Regions from separate parts of the Homo sapiens genome. Here region 2 is linked to region 1. Evidence: chromatin contacts called from ENCODE Hi-C or POLR2A ChIA-PET data. All regions are on one chromosome and are shown on one strand. The core of a region is the stretch at or near the end of the contact, and the rest is flanking DNA. Distances in the headings are between cores, read along the strand shown.

What was found. Hi-C counts contacts between places; a loop is a spot of excess contacts on that map. ChIA-PET counts read pairs that join two places held with the same protein, here RNA polymerase II (POLR2A). Pooled maps may share reads with other maps.
Region 2: a loop to region 1 is called in a map with no recorded cell type, with 17 times the contacts of the local background. The contact joins two enhancer-like sites. A Hi-C loop is called at or near these places in 5 of 37 single-sample maps with no recorded cell type and 4 of 50 pooled maps. POLR2A ChIA-PET finds 5 or more read pairs at or near these places in 2 of 52 experiments (activated B cell and activated CD4-positive, alpha-beta T cell).

The regions. Positions count from the first base shown.
Region 1 is chr3:71,084,576-71,091,656 of GRCh38, reverse strand. All of the region lies in intron 7 of FOXP1 (forkhead box P1), which reads left to right. LOC124906247 (a long non-coding RNA gene) reads right to left here. Exons shown (of 2, transcript XR_007095956.1): 2 at 2,942-7,081. Among named protein-coding and RNA genes, the nearest start is that of FOXP1-AS1, 200 kb to the left of the region's middle. RefSeq lists an enhancer at 3,714-3,813. Within about 2 kb of position 4,301, at least 7 of the 41 ENCODE cell types and tissues checked have a DNase peak (open chromatin) inside an H3K27ac peak, as active enhancers do.
Region 2 is chr3:70,978,484-70,985,847 of GRCh38, reverse strand. The region is part of intron 14 of FOXP1 (forkhead box P1); the gene reads left to right. Among named protein-coding and RNA genes, the nearest start is that of FOXP1-AS1, 310 kb to the left of the region's middle. RefSeq lists an enhancer at 1-610. Within about 2 kb of position 5,052, at least 3 of the 41 ENCODE cell types and tissues checked have a DNase peak (open chromatin) inside an H3K27ac peak, as active enhancers do.

The sequences.
Region 1 (7,081 bases), core at 3,052-5,551:
TGAGCTTGAGATATTGATGAGACAATTAAGCTTAATTTGGTAACTCTTTGGAGTAGATAGACCCAAATTCTAAAAACCATCATTTACCATCTCTGGGACCTTGTCCAAGTAAAGCTCAGTTTTTTTTTTGTTTGTTTGTTTTGTTTTGTTTTGTTTTGTTTTGTTTTGAGACGGAGTCTTGCTCTGTCACCCAGGCTGGCATGCAGTGGTGCGATCTCGGCTCACTACAACCTCCGCCTCCCGGGTTCAAGCACTTCTGCCTCAGCCTCCCAAGTAGCTGGGATTACTGGCATGTGCCACCATGCCCAGCTCATTTTATTTGTATTTTTAGTAGAGACGGGGTTTCTTCATGTTGGTCAGGCTGGTCTCGAACTCCTGACCTCAGGTGATCCACCCACCTTGGCCTCCCAAAGTGCTGGGGTTACAGACGTGAGCCACCGTGCCTGGGCTAAAGCTCACTTTTGAGCTTCTATAAAGTAGAAATGTCTACCCAGCAGATTAATTCAGAGGATTAATTTAAGAATACACACACACACACACACACACACACACACACACAGAATCTGGCACCTGTAGCTCAAAATGTTACCTGCCCTTCTTATAGCTGTTGTTCTGATCATTATATTATGATGATGTTGGTTTGGGTTATTACTTGTGAGATCCTACAGTGGTCTGGACACACAAAAAATTGAATTTTATATAATACTGAGGCTTTCTGATGGTAGTAGATGGGCAGAGAGTGGCAGTTGTCAACCCCCTATGCATTTCAGAGCGAAGTGCATTTAGAATGGCCATACCTATGTTATCATATACCTATGTTATCGTCTCTGAATCTTTGATATATGCCAGATGGGTTGCAAATTCTACAGTGAATTGTTCACTTCTGTAGGTCTTCTGTGCAGGACCCTAGCTCTCCTGTAATGGCAGTGCAACTGCTGAGAAGAAAAGACAGAGTGCAATGATCATGCTTCCCCACTCTGACCCCCTCCTAGTTCTTCCCTGCACTCTTAAGGAGGCAGTTGCACAGTTATTTTTTATTTGACATTATAGTTACATATATGCAAAGAAGATCAGGGAGTATGCTCATTTTATTGTGTCTTGATGTGTTGGGAAGGGAAGCATGGATTATAAAATTATCTTTTCATCAAGCCTTCTAGTTAGAGTTGACTTGCTTCTCCTGGGGACTGAGTAATTTGTTACTCTTCATTGCCCTGTTACTTTTTCCCCCCAAGGGTGGTTCTCCTCACACCTGCAGGAGACTTGTTCTTTCACTTCTGTATTATCACATTACATACTGCACTTATGAAAAACGGGGCAAATGTTTTCTAACAGCCATCGTGACAACTCTGTTACAAACAGGGAGGTACTGTTTAGTTGAAAAACATGGGAATATCCAAGAAAAATGTGAAAGAAGCTTAGAAAATGAAATTTCTTGAAAATAGGAATCGAGAGATTTGTTTTATGATGGGAGCAAGGTTGAAGAAAGTAAGGAATTGATTCCCCATTAGAGATTGCAAACTGATGGCCCGCAGGCTAGATACTGTTTTGTTTATGCACACAACATTTAACCTTTTTTTGGTTCGAACTTTTTGAAGGCTTTCTTTTTCTTTGCAAAGATTTAAAAAATCTGGAGATTTCCCATGAAAATCTCATTTTCTGTCATCTCCTAAAAAAGAAAAAAATCAGAAGTTCAAGCAATATACATAGCACCAGTTATCTGGAGCAGAGAAATGCTGCCCATTCCCACTTTGCCATGGACTTCAACTCATTTCAGTAGCCTGCCTGTCTGCTGTCTATCCCTCTTCTAAGTGGCTCAAGGTTTCATGAACAGATTCACCTCAGAGTCTCAAAGGCAACAGCACGCTATAGTGGCCCAGCTAGAGCCCAGGCATTTTGGAATTCTTGATTTCTTTGTATCTTTGTACCCTGATTATAGACTGATGTCTTTTTAAACTGGCTGCCTTGTGAAAATTAGAGTTCCTCTTTCTTAACTAGGACTGTGGGTAGTAGTGATCCCCATGTGGCAAGGATGGGGCAGGGAAGAGTGTTCCTGCAGGAAGAAAGTGTGTGCAAGCCAGATGACATGCAACTGCCCTCATGATCAGATTTGGATAACTCTGTTATTTACTCCAAACCTTAGTGTCTTACAGTTTAAACATTTATTCTTTTACACACTTTCTGTGAGTCAGAGATAGGGGAGTGGCTTAGCTGGGTGGTTCAGGCTCATAGCATCTCATGAGATTGCAGTCAAAATGTGAGGCTGGGGCATGATTGGGGCTAGGGGAGCCGCTTCCAAGATGGCTCGCTCACATGGCTGTCAGCAGGAGGCCTCAAGTTCTCAGGCTGTGGACCTCTCCATAGTGTGACTTCAGTGCCCTTGTGATGTGGCAGCTGGCTTTTCCCAGAGTGATCCAAGTTGTGACCTAGCCTTGGAAATCACATACCATTACTTCTGCCATATTTATTGGTCACAGAGACCGGCCCTGACATGGTGTTGGAAGGTACTATCCAAGGCATGAATACCAAATGGTGAGAATCTTTGGGGCTTGTTTCGGAGGTTGGGTGCCACTGATTCCAACCTCCTCATTAGCCCTATTTAGAATCAGAGTAAGAGCAAGTCAGTGTAATTGTTTATAAAGTGTCATATCCTTCAGCTATGTTGGATGGAAGAAAGGTCAAAATGTGACCTGAGCACTGGTGTACTCTTGGCGTAAGGTCATTGGCCAAAGTATTATTCACTTCACTAAAAGATTTGCCTGTACTAATAAGAAAGAGAGATTGACAAAAGAGATGAACTGCACTAAGGTATTTGGTGAGTTCGATTTCTTTCTCAAATTATGCAAATTTCCTCCAGCGTTTCCCCCTAAACAATGGGAAGTTGCATATTCTCAAAGCTGTAAGACCTTCAAAGATAATCTCAGAGTGATTTTAAGGCAAAATAAGTAGTTTAATATTTATATCTAACTGCATCTCTGGTGTCTCAGAAGTCTTTGACATCATTGGAATGACTTTGTTAGTACCTTTCCCATAAATAGTTAGCTAGACAGGTGAAAGTTCAAGAAAAATAATGAGATCCTTTACGCAACTCAAATAGACTGTTCATGAGATTCCCTGTTCAACAAACATCTGACAAATTATTGGGTGGTTGTGTTGACCTAGACACCTAGAGTGAGGCACCTAGAGTGAGCAGCAGAGAAAGCAGCCGGGAGATTACATTCTTATGGGACATTAAACTGGTAAGCCAAAAAAAAAAAAACAAAAAACAAAACAATGTATCACCACATGTTGTGTGACGATGAAATCTGTAAGAAAACAAAGTAGATTAAGATAAACACCGTGGTGATGACAGTCCCATGTTTGACTGGCTGGCCAGGGAAGGACTCTGAGGAAATGGTCTTTGAGTAGAGACCTTGACTGAGTGAGGGACTGAGTCTTGCGTCTATCTAGGGAAGAAAGTTTCAGGTTCGGGGAAGAGCAAGTTTAAGAGCCCCCAATCAGAAACAAGCTTGGTTGCTCTTTCGCAATTTCCAGAGACTCCATCTATTCCCCAGCATCTTGGTTCTCACCACTGCACTGCTTATGGTTGACCGTCAGCTTTGCTTTTTTGACCATAGTCTTACAGCCCTGGCTTAGCCTTCTCTGAAAACATACATTTGCACACTAAGCCAGATTCACATGGGAGGTACATTATGCCGTGGCCTAGTCTAGTGTGTATTTCCCCTTTCTCTCCCCACAAAGATTTTACAAAACTTATACATGCAAACAGGTATTTTTGTTTGTTTCACATGAGTCGCTTTTGCATAATATAACAAGCCCATGATTTCACATGTACAGTAATTCATAGAAAGTGATAGTCATCTTGCTTAGACACCTTAGTTCTCAAATCTAGCCTGCTAAATATAGTACCTTCTCAGACCCATATAAGGTGTCATAAAAAAAGAAAAAATAAAGGTCAAAGTTTCCCCACCCACAAATTTGGTTATAAAAACAGCAAAGCAGGGTTTTTCTGAACTTGAATCAGTAAATTTTTAATTTAAATAGTATCCTGTTTTGACAAAGTGCTAAACCACAGAGGTCTGAGAAAGACACTCTTAAGCCTTTGTCAATACCAGCTGGCATCTCTCAACAGGAAACCTTGGATGACTTTTGTTGTCATTTTGTGATGCACTGACAAGGAATGCGTGCCCTTATTTGTTGCATCAAGGAAATGGTCAGAGTACCTCTGATGCGGCTCGATGCCGTTTACATCAATATGTTGCATAATCCTTTGCCAGACAAAACCGGTATTTTGTTGTCGTTGTTTGATCAATTAACATTGGATTTCTGGCTTTGCTAAGTGCACCTCCAGAGCAAGACACAAAATGATGTCACATGAGTTCTGTTCTCTGACCCACCCAACAAAGAACTGAGCTAACCTGCAACCCTTTTCCTGCCTTGGTCTTTTGATCTCATCAGTTGTGCAGCTCACCTCTTCAGGGCCTGCACAGCTCTTGAATGGTGTGGACTGTCCCGAGGAAATCCAAGGTACTATAAGAGCTCTTTGTTGGAATTCAGTCCCTAGCCCTCTCTTTATCTCACTTTGTTTCATGTTGAATAGTAAGTTGCATTTTACTGTTATGGTGACTGCATTTTTCTTATGGGGCCTTCAGGGTAAACAGCCGTTAGTTTCCATCTGTGAACACACATGTAGCTTGTGTTTGGGTAGGGTGCCTGGTGCTTCCAAAGTCATTATTTTCTCTGTAATGTTTGTTCTCCATGGTTGTGCATAGATAGATTCTATGCCCCAGTGCAGGACGAAGAGGTAGCCTGTAATTCCAGCTGAATGTGTTGCAGTTGAAAGTGGGACGGGAGTGGAAGCAAGTGATGGATCAAGCAAATCGCTTTTAATTTTACATAAATTGGTTTTCTGCTTTCCTCTGGGGCAGAAGTTTGCTGCTCAGGGTCATGTTAAATGTCGCTGATGATTTGGAAGAGAGGCATTCCTGGAAAATATCCGGTGAGACAGAACTTGGGATTTCAGTCCCTGCCTCTCATTGACAGACTTGGGGAAATTAGAGATGGAGTCTCTAGCCTGGGATGGGAGCCGTTATCTCTGGACCAGCTAGAGACACTGGAGATTAGAAAAGGCAACAGCAATTTTAGATTCCCGAAGAATAAAATTATCATGACATTTATCAAATGTGCTCCCTTTCCCCCCGGTACATTGCATAATAATGATGTTTGTATATGTTGTTGTCACATAAGCAAGAACGAGAGAAGATCCCCTTTCATGGGATGCTCACAGATTTCCTTAATATGAAATTAACTAGCAGTCCTAGATAAGTAAGCTAGAACTGTAATGGGCACAGTCTGAAAGAGGGCAGAGCTTTCTTTTTGCCCCTTGGCCAAGGACAAAACATGGGCAAGGCCAGTTGTCAACATGAGACACTGGTTTCAGGTTTGCAGCTACAAAGAATACAGTTGTGATGGATTTCAATCCGATATTTGCAGTTCCAATGCTAGAATTTTCAGCCATGTCATCCTGAGTCTCTTTAGGCTTTAGAAACAAAGGATTCATGTTTGAATCGTGACCTGCCACCATGACCTTGGGCAAAATAGAAAACTTTGTTTCTTTGTCTATAAAATGGCCGTAAATGTGCGGTGGCTCACGCCTGTAATCCTAGCACTTTGGGAGGCCAAGGCGGGCAGATCACGAGGTCAAGAGATCAAGGCCATCCTGGCCAACATGGTGAAATCCTGTCTCTACTAAAAATACAAAAAATAGCTGGGTGTGGTGGCACCCGCCTGTGGTCCCAGCTACTCAGGAGGCTGAGGCAGGAGAATCGCTTGAACCCAGGAGGCGGAGGTTGCAGTGAGCCAAGATCACACCACTGCACTCCAGTCTGGCAACACAGTGAGACTCCATGTAAAAAAAAAAAAAAGGCCATAAATGATACCCACCATACAAGAACCAAATGAAAACTTGGACATAAAGCACCCAGCTAGAGACACACAGCATGTGACATACGCTTAACGAAAGGTGCTAATAATGTTATTAGAATTTCACTGGATTGTTGTTGATGATTCTAATATAATATTCCTTAATAGTAAAAAGCTGAAGCCATAGGAGCCCAGTAATCTTCACCTGGAATTTCACAGTAACAGGAAAATAAATGAAACTTTGGGATACTAAATATTAATGGGGTGAAGTAAAAAAAGCTAAGTGGGGCCTGGCGTAGTAGCTCACACCTGTGATGTGAGGCACTTTGGGAGGCCAAGGCAAGAGAATTGCTTGAGGCCAGGACTTCGGGACCAGCCTGGGTAACACAGGGAGACCCTATCTCTACAAAAAAAAATTTTTTTTTAAATTAGCTGAATGTGGTGTTATGCACCTGGAGTCGCAGCTACTTAGGAGGCTGACATGGGAGGATTGCTTGACCATGGGAGGTTGAGGTTGCAGTGAGCTGTGATTGTGTCACTGTACTCCAGCCTGGGGGACAGAGTGAGACCTCGTCTCAGAAAAGAAAAGCAAAAAGCTAAGTGGAAGAAAAAAAGTAGTTGCAAGCTGTTACAGAGCTGGACAGAAAATGCATAGAAATAAGTGGCTTTTGGCAAATTCTTTGAGTGAAAGAAATGAACAGCCACTAACAAGGAATGACTATTTTATGCCCAAATCCATATATTTAAACAATGATTGATTGATTGATTTGTTTGTTTATTTATTCAAGCAACTATTGTGCCTCATCCTCCCTGGTAACTGGGATTAACAGGTACCCAACACCACACCCAGGTAATTTTTGTGTTTTTAGTAGAGACGGGGTCTTGCTGTGTTGCACAGGCTGGCCTCGAACTCCTGGGCTCCAGCGATTCCCCCACCTCAGCCTCCCAAAGTTCTGGGATTACAGGCATGAGCCACTGCGCCTGGCCAACAATGATTTATTTTAAAAAATCATTTTATTTAGGAGAAAGCAAAGACTTTGAAAAATAGTGTTAACTATGCAAGGGCAGGTTATTCATGAAAAATCTATTCTATATTTTAACATGCCTGGTCTCAGTAAGTGATTTCAGTCAGATAGCTTGAAAGAGGCCACCATGAAGAAAA
Region 2 (7,364 bases), core at 3,803-6,302, 110 kb after region 1:
CCTTTGACAGCTAGAGCAGCGCTACAAGCCAATATAAAGAACTCCAAGATGTAAACCAACAATAGGCCGTCTGTGTGAGGTTTGCCATTGTCAAATACATAGATTGTTTGGATTAGTTTATGTAAATGTACTGTTGTATTACCCTTTGAAAAAAAAAAAGATCACATTTGTGTATGAAAAGTGGTTCCCTTCACAGGCAGCATTATAAATTCCTTATCCTTTAACTTACATGTAAGAAGTAAAAATTGGTGCCTGACAAGCAGATATTGTGTGACACTCTGTTGTCGGAGTGAACCTGCCTTCTTTTCATTTATTGGAAAATAGAAAATTTTATTAAAGATACCATCTTATAAATCAGGAATTATTAAAATATGTATAGGTGAGGCATTGGGAAATTAATTATAAAAGGTAGACGTGTAATGTTTTGCATAAATTTTCACTTCTTTGCCAAAAAGAAAAAAAAAAGGGCACACACATACAGCAAACCCTTGATGCTTTCAACTTTAAGGGCCCAGAGCTATCTGGTGACTGATTCTCATGTGCAAAATATTCCCTGCAGTCTGTAATTAATTTATTCCGCCCTAAATAATAGAATGCATGGCGTTTGTTTGAATGAGTATCCTTCTAGAATCTTTAATTTGAAACAGGCAGTCACCAGGATTCAAATCTAACCATAGATGGGGACTTTCATGTTACAACCTTGCCAGTAAGTTCATGAAGCTTTTTCTTTTTTCCATTTCTGTGTAGAAGAAACCTCGTGTTTATTTTAAAATTCTTAGTCACTAAGTGATAGAATGCTTTGCTGTAAATGTTGCTTTTCACTAAATGCCATTTGGGTGTTAAGTGTCATTTGCTGTATCCAATCATCCAACCAGTCCTCATTTCATTGCATCAAAGAAACTGCTAAAACGTTCTTAGATTGTTTTTACATCAGCTCATAGACGCATTTTCTGGATCTTATTGTGGGACTCATCAGATTTGGATAGTTAGAGGATACGCTCATCTCGGGAAGGTGCCCAAGTTTTTGGACATGGATCTGAGGAAGAAAGCTTATGGGTGAACTGGGGCAGGAGCTCACGGGCTTCCCATCCCTCAGACTCCTTCGACGGCCTTTCTTCCTGCTTGCTATCACATCTCTTTAAACCTAAGTAAAATCTTCCTTTCAGAACAAAACCAAAGACTCAAGGTGCAGGTTGGTTATGGAAAGGGAATTTCTGCATTTAAAATCAAACTATTCCATCAACAAATATTTCTTGAGCATGTGACATACGTGACAAGTAGTCAGTCACATGAGCAAGGCCCATCCCTGCCATGGAGGTGTTCAGAGTCTGGTAAAAGAAATAACAGATAAACTACATACATACTCACACAGTCTCACTTTCCGTGAATTGCACTACCTGTAAGTAGAACAGCTGACCCAGAATGGTAAAGTCAGGGGAGATTGCTGGGAGAAATGATGTCTAAGCTGAAACCTACAAGATGAGCAGGAAGAAATGGTAAGAGGTCAGCCTTGTGAACCTTTCCTTAGGTTAAGAGTGGGTGCCCAGATCGGTCCCTCTGATTGGTGAGTATCAGTGTAGAGGAAGAAAAGGAATAGCCAACATCAGTTAAGACAAGCTTTTCAAACTTTTAATTTTATAAAGACTGGACCCTGCGTGGACGTATGTAGTATGTGTAAGTTGACCAGAGCAGCCCTAAGCTCTAGCTCTCAGGTACATAGAGCCGAAAAGCAGTTCTTACATTTAGAATGGCCACATTTCTTGTTATTTTAAAAGATTCTATTCTTTTCTATGGAAAGAAAAGCAAAAACAAACAATAGTAAACTGCCCTAATGAAAATGATTGATATTCTTTTGTTCCAGACTCAGTAAACATTCTCAAAGTAAACACCCAAATGTCTTGCTTGGAGGTTAATTTCTCCGTGCTTACTCTGTGGAGAATTTGCCAAGATACTTCATTTGGGGGAGGGAGTGAAAAACTAAGAGGACAAAACAAAAACAAAAAGAAACATGTCTGTGATATGATGACTTTATTAAATTACTACGGATTTCTTAAAAAGACTTTTCACACTCTGTCATTATGTCAGGAAAACACTGTAAATCGTATTTTATAATACTGAGTACATGAGAAGAACGCTTTGCTTTAGGGTATTCCTGCACATCAGAGAACAACTTCTGCTCCTGGAGAAACCACATTCTTTTAGATTTGGTGGGCACGTAATTACAGTGTAGGTGGTATATTCTTCTTGACGAAAATCTTATAAAGCACTTACAGGAACTTGGATATTTGTAATGAAATATAGTATTAGATTTTCATTTTTATACATTTTCTTTTCCTCTAACCATAGCCATTAGGACTGTTTTGAAAGAGTTTTTAGCTCCTATAAAAACAAAGTGCCCCCCCGAAAAGAAAGGGTCTTTTAACTCTTCAAGGATCATTTGGGCTGCCTGGGTCCTTGCTTTAGAGTTGGAGAAATAATATTAAGCAGTCATAAAAAGGGATTCTTAGGCACAATACACAAAAGCTGTTTTATATACTGTTTTTCATTAAGTGCCCCACCCCCACCAACCTTTCAACTAGAATTTTTTTGTTTTTGCTTTTAGTATCCCTGCCAGTACCACCACCTTCTAAGTAAGTCATAACCTTCCACGAGTTCGCTTCTCTAAAACAGGGCCAGGCTGAGATGGTAAAGGAAAGGAAAGGAAAGGCTTGTAACAAAGGCTGCCACCCATTGTCCTGCCCTCCGCACGGCCTGGTAACGTCCCTCCAGCCTCAGAAAGGCCGTCTCTGAACTCAGTGATTCATGCCCAGAAATGACACTGCCATGCAGTTAAAGCAGGACTTGAGCTGGCTCAGGCCAGTAAAACAAGAGCAGAAAAACAAGTTCTGTGAGCCCGAAAGTCCCTACTACGCAGTTGTGTCCCTTGGTGTTTGGGTTTCAGGTTTGTCTTTTGTTCTCAGAATCTGTTTTCATGTGAGGCAAGAGCACAAACAAAAATAAAAATGAGTTCTTATGGGAATACTTACAAGTCTGTTTCTGTCAGGGGTTTACATCAGCAGTTTATTTTTTTAATGTGAGTGACTCATCATCTTTAAACAGGAGGGGAGATTACTGTTAAAAACTAAAGAAAGATTAATTAATTAAAAAAAAAAAGGGACTAAGCAGAATAGTGGGTAGCCAACCAAGTTTGAATAGTTTCGATGGCTAAAAGAAAAGCTGATGCCTGAGAGTACAAATAAATTTAAAAAATAAAACCCTACAGCAATTTTAAATGACATAAGAATTTAACTTTTGGCCAGAGTTTCAAAGAGATTATCTTTGCTGAAATCATCACATGATGGAAACTTGCCATGTAGAAAATATCAGAGTTACTGACTTTTCTAAACATAGCAACTTCTTTTAAATAGAAAAGGAACACAATAAGAAAAATAGGCTTTCCATCAGGAAAAGAAACCCTCCCAGTCCATTCCCTTCCTGCCCCATGCCCCAGAAAAAATTATCTTTTAAAACCTGAACTGCAATCAGAAACACAAAGCACATATGCTTTCATTTCTAATTGATGATTACATTAAGATTTAATAGTTTACAATTAAGATGAATATTTCAAGATTACAGCAAAAACACACACCATTCCCCATTTGCTCTTCTGTTCTAAGTCTGTAATTAATTTTTTTTGGGGGGGCACTCTTTTTTCAAAGAGGCCTTAATTAAGAGAGCAGGTTTGGTTTGAACACAGAGCCTGCTTTGAGTCTTTCTTCTCCATTCTTTCTCTCTCAACCTTCCCTTTCGAAGATGGTTTCTCCTCCAGACAAGCATGTGATCATCAAACAGAAGTTTAAAAGTTAAGAAACTTCTGTACCAGTTGACAAGGTTGACATTTCATTAACTTGTTGGTTCAGCCTTCAAATGATTTTGTGTGGCAAAGCACCCTGTGTTTGGAGTGTACAGCTTTTTCTTCTTCCTTCCCTCACGGGCTAGTCATGTTTAATTTGGAATCTGGGCTCCTTTGGCAAATTAGCAATTAGAACAATTTTGTGGGAATATGTATATGTGTCATTAGTTTTCCTGCAAATTAATAGCAAGGGCAGAGGTCAGGCAGAAATTTTCCACTTGACTGCAGCTCCTCTATTGAGACTTGGCACTTGGTTTTGGAATGGCCACAGCTGCTCTCAGCCACCCTCTTCCTCTAGGAACTGTCTTTTAATTAGTTTACCTCATAGCCATCATTACAAATATTACTGCCTCCCCTCCTCGAAATAAAATTACTGTTTCTACAAAATATTCCAGTGACATCTTGCACCACTGCACATTGATGGTGGGGTCAGTCGAATGCAGCATTTAATCATTAGATCACCTCCATCCGCGTCTCCTAATTAGAGTCCTTACAATACATTTTTATCTGGTAATTAGCTGAGATTGGCTGCTTCCTCTGTGGCTTATTAGAGACAGCCCAGCAGTGGGTGTGAATCACGGTGTCATTTGTCAAGCCTGGTAAGCCCCCTCTCTGCTCTCTTCTGGCTCAGTATTTATTCCCACTTGCTAATGTTCAAAAGCCTCCAGAAAATTCTACCTTCATCTCTTCCTTTGTGGATTGTGCTAACTTGGAGGGATTTTATTTTTCGCTGTTGCTTTTTTTTTTTTTTTTTTTTTTTTTTTGGTAGAAAGAGTCCTAGTGGTGCGATCTTGGTAATAGCTACAAGGCTCACATCCTTTCGGCATTTTGATGACATTTTACTGTGGGATTTGTCTATTCTTCGTAGCTGTGAACACCCAAAAAGATGGGCTTGCACTTGCTGAATGAGTTTTGATTTCTGACAATGAAACTGGAACTCAGTTAACTTGGTGATCTTCCTCCCAAAACTGAAAGGGAGCAGGCATGAAGGACATTTGTGTTTGTAATTTTCATTGCATCTTTCAGAAAGCCACAGTGTTTAGGGAAAAGTTCTTAAACTGAAAAGAGAAGCCGAGAAGTATAGTCAGTCCTCAGAACTGCTTTGTGGTTACTGTGTACCTTTGCCCTTTGACTGACGTATGTGTTTGATGGTAAGCGCTTCAAGGGCAGCAATTAGCTGTTTTCTTCCTGTTTTTGTCATTGTAGGAGTAACTGCCTTATATTTGCTCAGTTACACGTGTTGATTGTCATGCATAAGCAGGGATAAAATGCTCTGCACGGAATCTTTTCCAAAAATGAGCATACAGAAAAATGAAACTGGTTAGTGTTCATTTTTGCTATTAACTAGGCATAAGATGATTATACAAAGGATCTAGAATCATACAAGTGTGTGGTTTGACCTTGGGTCTGGGTTGGGAATATGGGCAAATTATTTAATCTCTCCAAGCCTCAGTTTGCTTATCTGTAAAGTATGAGTAATAACATCTCAGATATTAGTGGTGGTATGAGAATTGAAGGAGACCACACAGTGGCAGGTGGTTTTAAAACATGATTTTTACAAATGTTACCCATGACTTTCCAAAGCGCTCTGAGATTCTTAGGCTTAGCAGCGTCTGAATTATAAAAGCTGTATATTTATGAGCATTAGCCTTTCATGCACTAATTTCCTTGACCCTTTGCTTGGGCTGATGCTTATACATACTGTTCCTGGACTTGGTCAGTGATTAAGGCCCGAGGTGAAGAAGAGGTCAGCCCCAACTCTTCCCCCCTTGGCTTCTCAGCTCTGCCCCATCCTGCGGCTGCTACTCTGAACTGTTCACACTTAGTTTGCAAATGTGTGTCAGAAAGCCAGGTTTCCAACATTATAGAGAAAAACCCGCTCATGGCATCTGCTCAGCTTGCTGGGGCATTTGTAAGGGCAGTGCCATCTCCAGAGCTTGCTCTTCGCAGGCATTGTCTCTTGCTCACCGAGACAACATTCTACGCTGAAAATAAAAAGGAAAGCACAACTCAAAGCTCACAACATTCTGTTTCCAGCGCCATGTTTACATTTTTCCATTAGTATTTCTTCATGATATTTGATCTTTCTTTTCTTCAGGTTCATTGCTTTTTTATGAAACTCTCCTGAAACATATTAGAGAGGATTCTCAGGCCCCCCTCCCTTTTTTTTTTTTTTTAACTAGAGTGTGAGTAAAGGTCGAGTCTTCCCAACATATTGGAACTCTCTTTTAATAAGTTCTTTGATTATGATCTCAGAGGAATCTCATTTTTAATACCTTCCACAAATACTGCCTTGTACTTAAGACTGACTATAGCAATGGTGAATTAGACTTGGTGAAATAGACTTACTATGGTAAGTGATTTGAAATCTGGTTTGAGAAAATATTACCAAGTAAGCCTACTTTGCTGAAGTTTATTGGATTTTAGGGTGGGTCTGTGTATCTGAGACAGCACATAAACAGTAATACATACGCTGAAAACAACCAAATTCTTCAGCATTGCCAGACGTAAAATAATATTTCTGTTGCAACAAATTTTGGGGAAGGGTTATGCCTTTTAGTATTTGTAAGAACAGTACTTTAAGGTGAAGATAAGAAAGATAAATTGAAACAGTGCTCATTAATTTATTTTTTTCTTTTTTTTTTTTTTTTTTTTTTTTTTTTTTTTTTTTTTTTTGAGGTAGAGTCTCACTCTATCACCCAGGCTGGAATGCAGTGGTGATCTCAGCTCACTGCAACCTCTGCCTCCCAGACTCAAGCTATCTTCCCACCTCAGCCTCCTAGGTAGCTGGGACTACAGGCATGTGCCACCACACATGGCTAATTTGTGTGTGTGTGTATGTGTGTGCGTTAATGGAGACAGAGTTTCACCATGTTGTCCAGCCTGGTTTCAAACTCCTGGCCTCAAGAGATCCTCCCACCTCAGCCTCCCAAGGTGCTGGGATTACAGGTGTGAGCCACCATGCCCGGCCTATTTTATTCTCTTCTACTTCAAATAAGTAATATTCATTTCCTAACTTGAAGCAGATTATTTCCCATTTTATAGAACATTCAAAACTTGAAGGAAAAAAATCAAAAACCTCAGTTGCAGATCTCCCGTATTCTGTAAAAGAATGTCACAATAAAAAAAATTAACAGATCCCAAGCCTGTATTTGATAGATTTAATAAAGGTTATTCATAATGCTGTTAAGGATTATTTTCTGCCAACTGATTGATTGATTGATAGAAACAAATGACAGCTGGTGGGGTCAGGCCCATTGTGTTTAATATGAGTAATAAATAGGCCACACATATTTGCAGGAGTTCTCGTCATCCACGAAGCTGCATGAGGGAGCTCAGTAGGCTCTTCCTGGGCTGTCTAGTATGGTAGCTACTAGCCACATGGGGCTCTTTCCATTTACATTTATTAAAGTTTAATTTTAATAAAAATCAAGTAAAAACAGCTCTTTGGTTGTGCTAGCATATTGCAGAA